3 separate regions of the Homo sapiens genome follow, and all the other regions are linked to region 1. A link is a loop called in an ENCODE intact Hi-C map of the cell type or tissue named here. Cell type or tissue: Calu3. All regions are shown on one strand.

The links. Peaks named below come from ENCODE experiments on the same cell type or tissue, not always from the same donor. Only the 100,000 strongest peaks of a DNase experiment are listed, where the experiment ranks them.
Region 2: it touches region 1 in a loop (9-fold over the local background); 13 of 110 quality-filtered maps call a loop at or near these places.
Region 3: a loop joins it to region 1, with 6 times the contacts of the local background. A loop is called at or near these places in 38 of 110 quality-filtered maps.

What each region holds. Positions count from the first base shown.
Region 1 is chr7:105,934,079-105,936,578 of GRCh38, forward strand. No RefSeq gene overlaps it. Among named protein-coding and RNA genes, the nearest start is that of CDHR3, 28 kb to the right of the region's middle. In Calu3, no CTCF peak of the experiment used is centred here; DNase peaks (open chromatin) are centred at 693 and 1,353.
Region 2 is chr7:106,161,501-106,164,000 of GRCh38, forward strand. No RefSeq gene overlaps it. Among named protein-coding and RNA genes, the nearest start is that of SYPL1, 50 kb to the left of the region's middle. In Calu3, no CTCF peak of the experiment used is centred here; no DNase peak of the experiment used is centred here.
Region 3 is chr7:106,008,574-106,011,073 of GRCh38, forward strand. The region is part of intron 8 of CDHR3 (cadherin related family member 3); the gene reads left to right. Among named protein-coding and RNA genes, the nearest start is that of CDHR3, 47 kb to the left of the region's middle. RefSeq lists a silencer at 988-1,177. In Calu3, a CTCF peak has its summit at 1,095 (motif pointing left); a DNase peak (open chromatin) is centred at 1,078.

The DNA of each region.
Region 1 (2,500 bases):
CTGCCCTAAGCATCTCCCCTCCCCACCTGGCTTGCCACTTGCCCCTTTATAGAATAACTAATCGTTGTTCAGTCTTTGATAGTTTCCACTGAAAACATCCCTCTTCTACCTGACAGAGGAGGGTCAAGACACCCAGAGCACAAAGGAGCTGATGGGTTTAGTTAGCTGTTACTGCGGAAAGCCAAGAGGATGAGCTTGAGAGAACAGACTGAGGGCTTTAGATGGGTGAATGTGAGAAAGTCTACAGTGCTTGCTGTGCTGAGGAAAAAATCCAGGTGGATCACCTGGAGGTGACCCAAAGTGCCAATGAAGTGCATGTCAATGGCCCTCTTCACATACTTCACTACTGTATCTGGAGCTCTCCTGAACATCTTTCTCCCATTCCTCACTGAGTTTTGCTAGACATGGCAAATGTTAACTCATTACCAACTCTTAATTGTATTGCTGTTTCTTTGCCCCTGTCTAGCTCTTTCTATTTGTACATTTTGTAAAGAGAAAAGGAATTTAAAAAATAAAACCAAAACAATCTCTGGAGACATTTCTGTGGTTTCCGCTATAGGTAAGGGGCAAACTCACCGTTTCTGGCCTGCAGCGTGTCTGGCCTCTTACCTGGGAGGGAGATGGGGGAGCTAAGCAGAGGGAGACTGGCTTGGCTGCTTGAACAGTGAAGACTCCTGTGGGGCACTAGATGGCAACATTTCTCCAAATCTAAACTTGGCAAGGCCCTGTGGACACAAGGTCAACAGTGCACAGTTGCTAATCCCAACACATTTTATGAAACTCAAGCTTGTGTGGAGGAGAAGACTGAAGCTAGATCTGGTGGACGAGAGGTCCTAACAGTCTCTCTCTCAGAGCTCGGCCCATAGTAAGAGGCTAGTGGTGCTATTTCTACCACTACCACCAACACCACTGCTACAACCATGGCCATCGTCACCACCACCACTATCACCACCACCACTACCACAATTGACTCACTCATGTGGGTATTGTTTTCATTGGTGCTGAAAATTAAACCCTCATTCAGACTAATTCTGGGAGGAGAGATCTAGTTAGCGATATACATCCTTTCAATGTTTTTTCAAATATATGCTACAGCTAGATTAACAAACTGCTGCCCAGTATAGAAACTCAGGAGAATTGCTTTAATGAATAGATAAGAATGGTTTGTATCCGCATATCACTGCTTTTGGTAGATAAGTAGTTGCTTCTTATCTACTTAAGCAATATTTGAAAATAGTATTGTTCTATGTGAACTGAAAATCTACTCCGGAGTTGTGTTTGCATTGTCAATTGATTTAGCATGCGCTTTCTGCTTAGTAACCAGCCCCACTCCCAGGCCCTGCCCTTTTAATTAGTCACCTGTCATCATATTGAAGTGTTCCTCTTGAGGCACCAGTGACCCATGGAGAGTCAAAACCTGGCACTTGACACAGAAACAAACATTTGCTGAACTTATGTAATCGGGCTGGTCAGATGAACTGTTTCTTGGTGATCATGAATTGAACTTACGTGAAAGAACAGGAATCAAGGTGGTCAAGAGGGTGGGAATGTCAAGGGGAAGAGGGCCACCAAGCAGAGTTATAGGACCCAAATTTGACTGCTGGCCACTTCTGTAGATGCCTTAAAGCCCCAGTGCTCCATAGCTGCCACTTGACAGAGGTAGATTTTTTTGCATAGTTGCATTCATGTACTCAATCAACAGATAACAATTAACTTCTGACATGTGTCCAGCATGCTTTCAGGCTCTAGGAATACAGCACTGCACAAGGTACCTGCCCTTATAAGGCTTACATGCTGGTGGAGGAAAGAAACAGAAACAAATAAACAAATTAATAAATATAACTTAGGTTTGATAATACAAAAAGTAAAGCAGGATTCAGGCACAGTGACAAGTAATGGTGTGTGTGTGTGTGTGTGTGTGTGTGTGTGTGTGTGTGTGTGTCCTTTGATTAGTTAGATTCATTAGGGAAGGCTGCTTGGAAGAGATGACATTTGAACAGACAGACTCGAATGAGATGAGGGGGTGAGTCACGTAAGAGTCCCTCAGCTAAAACTAAACCACGTATCACCATTATAGTGAACTGACCTAAGTCAACTTGGTCATGATGCACCACTCTTAAGTTCTTTTTAGTTGAAAATCATTGTTGAAAGATTGAGATAAATAATTTCTATGGTTTGAATGTATGTATGTGTGCCTCCAAAATTTGTAAGTTAAAATTTACACTCCAAGGTGATGGTATTAAGAGGTGGGCCTTTGGGGAAGTGATTAAGTCCTGATGGCTCCACCCTTGTGAACTGAATTAATGCCCTTATAAAAGAGGCTTCAGAGAGCTGCTGACCCATCCTCCATCCCTTCCACCATGTGAGCACAGAGGAAGAGGCACCATCTTGGAAACATAGATCAGCCTTCTCCAGGTACTGAATCTGCTGGTGCCTTAATCTTGGACTTCCCAGCCACTTAGGTTCTCTGGAAGCAGATACTGAGACAGATACTAAGATG
Region 2 (2,500 bases), 230 kb after region 1:
GATATTGATTAACTTTAGTCTTTATAAGAATATGCATCTTAAAACATCTGGGGGTAAAACAGGAAGGATAGAGAAAGAGAAGAACAATCAGTAGATCAGTAGAAACCCACACTCAGTAATCTACAATAGGGATCTGTAGAAAATTAAGATGGTAAAAATAAATTGAAACTTACCTTTAATCCCAACAAAGGTAAATGGACCACAATTCAGGTACAAGGTAAAGAATGTCAGATTGAATTTAAATAAAATTATGCCATTAAATGAGACATAAGGATACAAAAAAGGTGCAAAGTCAAAGGATAGAAAAGCTGGTAACTTCAAAATAATTAAAGATAGACTTTACTGGAAAGTTATAACAATTCTAAACTTGTATGTATCTAATAACACAGTATCACAATATTTTAAGCAAAACGACAAATCTAGGAGAAAGTGACAAATCCATCATTATAGTACAAAATTTTAACACATTGCTCTCAGTAAGTTTTGGATTAAGCAGACAAAAATCAATGGGATATAGGAGATTTGAACAGCGCAATTAGCATGCATTGTATAAAGAACTTACAGGAACAGTTGGAGAATATGCATCTTTTGCTGGTACATAAGAAATATTGATAAAATTATCCACATGCTAGATCACAAATCTAGCTTTTACAAATTTTGGAAATTCAGTACCATATAGAACATATTCTCTGACAACAATCCAATTGTGAGATATAAATATCTAAAACTAAAAAAATCCTCTGTATCATTCAGTACTCAAATCAAAAAATCACCATAGCTATTTTGAGCAGAAAAGGTCTTCATACTAGGAATCAGGTGATTACAAAACTGTTGGAAGGCATGGATAATTGAACTTTAGGTGGGGTTTATGGAGATGGTACCCAGAACAATATCCCAAGGGCACTGCCCTGGACTCTGCCAGGGTGGGAGGGTGGGAACCAGGGCACTGTGCAGGTTTCCTGTGGCAGCTGTCGTGCCACTGGGAACTGTTGAGTTGAACAGGCCACTGGACCGTGATCCAGGCATCTCAGTCTGTTTGGGCTGCTATCACAAAGTACATTATATTGGGCAATTTATAAACAATATAAATTTGTTGCTCACAGTTCTGGAGGCTGGGAAACCCAAGGTCAAAGCACCAGAAGAATGTGTGTCTGGTGAGGGCCTGTTTCATAAGTGGCGCCTTCACATTGTGTCCTCATATGGTGGAACCCTCTTTTCTTTTTACTTCTTTTTCTTTTTTTTTTTTTGAGATGGGGGTCTCACTCTATTGCCTGGGCTGGAGTGTGCTGGCATGATCACAGCTCACTGCAGCCTCAACCTCCTGGACTCAAGCTATCTTCCCACCTCCACCTCCCAAGTAGCTGGGACTACAGGAGCACACTACCACGCCCAGCTAATTTTTCTATTTTGTAAAGACAGGATTTTACTGTGTTGCCCAGGCTGGTTTCGAACTCCTGGGCTCAAGTAATCCTCCTGCCTCAGCCTCCCAAAGTGCTGGGATTACAGGTGTGAGCTGCTGCGCCTGGCAAGCCTTTTTTAAGGGCACTAATCCCATCTGTGAGGGTGGAGTCCTTATGGCATAGTCACCTCCCAAAGACTCCCACCTCTTAACACTTGCTTTAGAGGATAGATATCAGGGGATATGAACATTCGGATGTGAACATTCAGGTCATAGCCCAGGGATCAGGAAGCAGCCCCTGCTGCCATCACAGCTGCCACATACCCACAAAGCCAGTGCCTGAACATGAGAACTCTGAGTTCAGTGCTGCCACCATCAAAACCAACTCTTAAAAAACCCAGAGAGACTAGACACAGGAGTGCTATGGAAGAAAAACAAAACATTCCATGACCTTGCCTGTCAGCAGGAAGAGGGCATTTACTTCTGTTCCTCCTTTCAAATCATGTGTAGGTGTGTTGAATGGAGGAACCTAATTCACATTCAGAACTGTAGCTGCAAGGGAGTCTGACATATGAAGTTTTTCACTTTTTGGACTCTGTAGTACTTCTGTAGTGTATAAAGAGGTTTGTAGAAAGAGGATAAATGCCAGTTTACCAAATCCATCACCCCTCATGGGTCAAAGGAAAAAATTCTGATGTAAATATTTTAAAAATTGAACAATAAAATACAACATATCAAAACTTGTGAGGTACAGCTAAAATGACACCCAGAAATGGATAGTTTAAGTGGTTATATCAGAAAAGAAAGGCTCCACATCAATGAGCTAAGATTCCAACTTAAAAAATGTAAGAATAAACCTGGTGTATCATTCCCAAAGAAAAAGAGCAGTTTAGAAATAATAAGAGCACAATATTGACATAGAAAAGAAAGACACAGTAGAGAAGATCAACAAAACCAAGAACTGGTTCATAGAAAAATAGCAATAAAATAGACTTCAGGCAAAATTATCCCATAAAAAAGAGAAAAGATGTAAATAACAATGATAGGAATGAAAAGGGAAATAAAACAACAGATGCTGCAGACATTATGATAGTAAAAGGA
Region 3 (2,500 bases), 74 kb after region 1:
AGCATGTAGTAGGTTCCTATCCCAACCTAAGCCCTACAAGTCCATTAGATGGGTGGGGACAGCTGCATGGGTAGTTAGGATTGTGACTTCCACACCTTTACGTGCATAAATTGAGAGATGTCTGGGCCCAGGGGATGGAGTGGAGACAATTTGCAGCATCACACTTACACTTTCTTTGACATTTTAAATCTGTGCTAGAACTCTTGGGTGGTTCCAGTACATCCTGGGAAGCTCCTGCCCTCTTCTGCCCTCCTGCTCTTCCTTGTTCCTCTGCCCTAAGAGGTAGGGGGTGAAGGTTAAGAAGTGAGAATGCCTGGAGAGGGCTGTGCTGTCTCAAATCTTCCTTGTCCATTTTCTCTCTTCAGTGCATATCTGTTAATTGTATATTTGGCTTCCTGCAGTCCAGAGTCCCCTGGAGTATGGGAGGACAGTTTGCAGACTGTGTTCCATATTAGCTGGTGAAACTGCAATTCGAATATCCTAGACTGTCCAGGCAAGACCAAACAGAGTCCTGCACTTGATAATCTTCCCTCCAGATTAGCCCTGAAGGCCAATGTGAAATCCGTAGCTGGACTAACTGCATTTATTACTGAAGATAATCTAACCAAGGCTCAAGTTCCCTCTTTGGGCTCTTCTAGCGGGAGGAACTCTCAGCCACCCTATGAACGCCAAGATGTGAGGAAGGGCAACGAAAGGGACCCCTCCTCTGCAGTTCCAGGGGCGGAGGTCTTCAGCCTAAAGCCCAGCCTCGCGTCCCAAGGCTGCATAAGGGCGGGTGCGGAGAGGGCTGAGAAGCCCTGACCTGCAGCACCCGCCATCCTCCCAGCCTTATACCTTCTCCAGTCCAACTATGTCAAAGCCAAGCACGCAAGCAGGTCAAAACAGAACAAAGTGACAATGGCATGGTTCTGCCACAGTCTCTGACACTTGCTCTTGAATGTTTGTTCCTTCCTTGGAGGCTGTGGGCGCGGTCTCTGCTGTGGAGTTCTTGAGAGCAGGTGGCAGAGCGGGTGAGGTCAGCGCGGCTGCTGGAGGCGGTGTGCTGTGCTCCCGCAGGGAGGAGGGCGGCGTGGAGGAGGCGGGCGCCCCCTGCTGCCCGCGCGGGCTCCTGCAGGCTCCCAGCCTTTCGTACCGTGGCCCCTGAGGCTTTCCCAGGCTGATGATGAATGAGCCCAGGGCCCGACGGAGGCATCCGAGGCACGTGACAACCCCCGCTCTGGTTGTAAATTGTCAGGCGATTCAGTGAAAGCGCTTTGCAAGCTGTTTGTGAGCAAGAGGCGGAGCAGTTTGGCTGATTCAGAATGGGCTGGACACAGTCAACTTTGCATGGGGAGAGAAACATGGTCTGATGGCTGGGAGCGAGGGCAGCTCGCTTTTGAGGCAGGGATTGCTGAATGAGGGGAGTGGCTTTCCAAGTTAGGCGTTTAGGGGAAGAATACCAACTGTCAGGGACGAATGAGAGAACAGGCCAAGCAGCCCTGGAGGGCCAAGTGAGGAGGCCTCTGTTGGAGTGCCTGAAATGTCTGGCTTCGGGACCTTGGATTCTTTAAATGATGCAATCTCCTGGCTTCTGCAGAGTTGAAATCAAGGCTTAGATCCCCAAACCATCTGTGAGCCTGGATACTTATGCATGGAAGTTAAAGTTTACAGTGACTCTAACACTGCAGAGGATCAAGTCTGGATACATCCACTTTCCTGGACAGGCCTTGAAAATGCTCGGAACCACTCTTTCTTCCCCTGTGCAGTGGGGACAAGAATACAAACCTCTCTGAGATGAGGAAATTAGAGATAGTGTTTTTAAAGTGCTTGGTATGATACAGCATGCAGTTGGTGTTTAATAAGTGGTGTCTCTTCTAAGTCCCTATGAATGAAACCATGACATTGTGCAATCAAGGCAGGAATGTTCAGACTCCAATCCTGCTGAAATACAGAGGTGATCTTTGCCAATGAGGCATCGTGGAGACTCCATTACACGCTCCAGCAAGCAAACCTGTTATCCTCAGTGGCCCATGACCATTCTTGCTGTCAGACTTTGCTCCGTATGCACTGAGCCCAGAGCTGATTTTATCTGCCATGAAAAGAGGATGTGGAACAAAGAAGGGAACAGAGTTTGGTTGCAGAGAGAAGTGTATGCTCCAAGAACCAGATGCTAAGATGGGATTAAATGTGCAAGGCTATTATTAGGGGAGATGCCTGTGGCAGAAAATGGGGAGAGAGATGGACAAGGCTGGGCAAGTCATCAGATCATGATGCAAGGCTGATCTGAGTGAAGGAAAGAGGGAGAAAAGGTAGTTGGACATATTCTAGGCTGCCATGCAGTTAAGGAGTGTTCAGCTAGGGCATTGGGGGTCCTGGAGCCAGTGTCAACTGACATAGGACAGGAATGAGCCTTAGTATCTTTGCCATGACCAGTTGTTGGTACGTGGCCTCACCACAAACACAGTGATGGATTTCAGAGCCCAGCAGCTGAGGCCGATGGTCAGTTATGCTCTCATGGTTA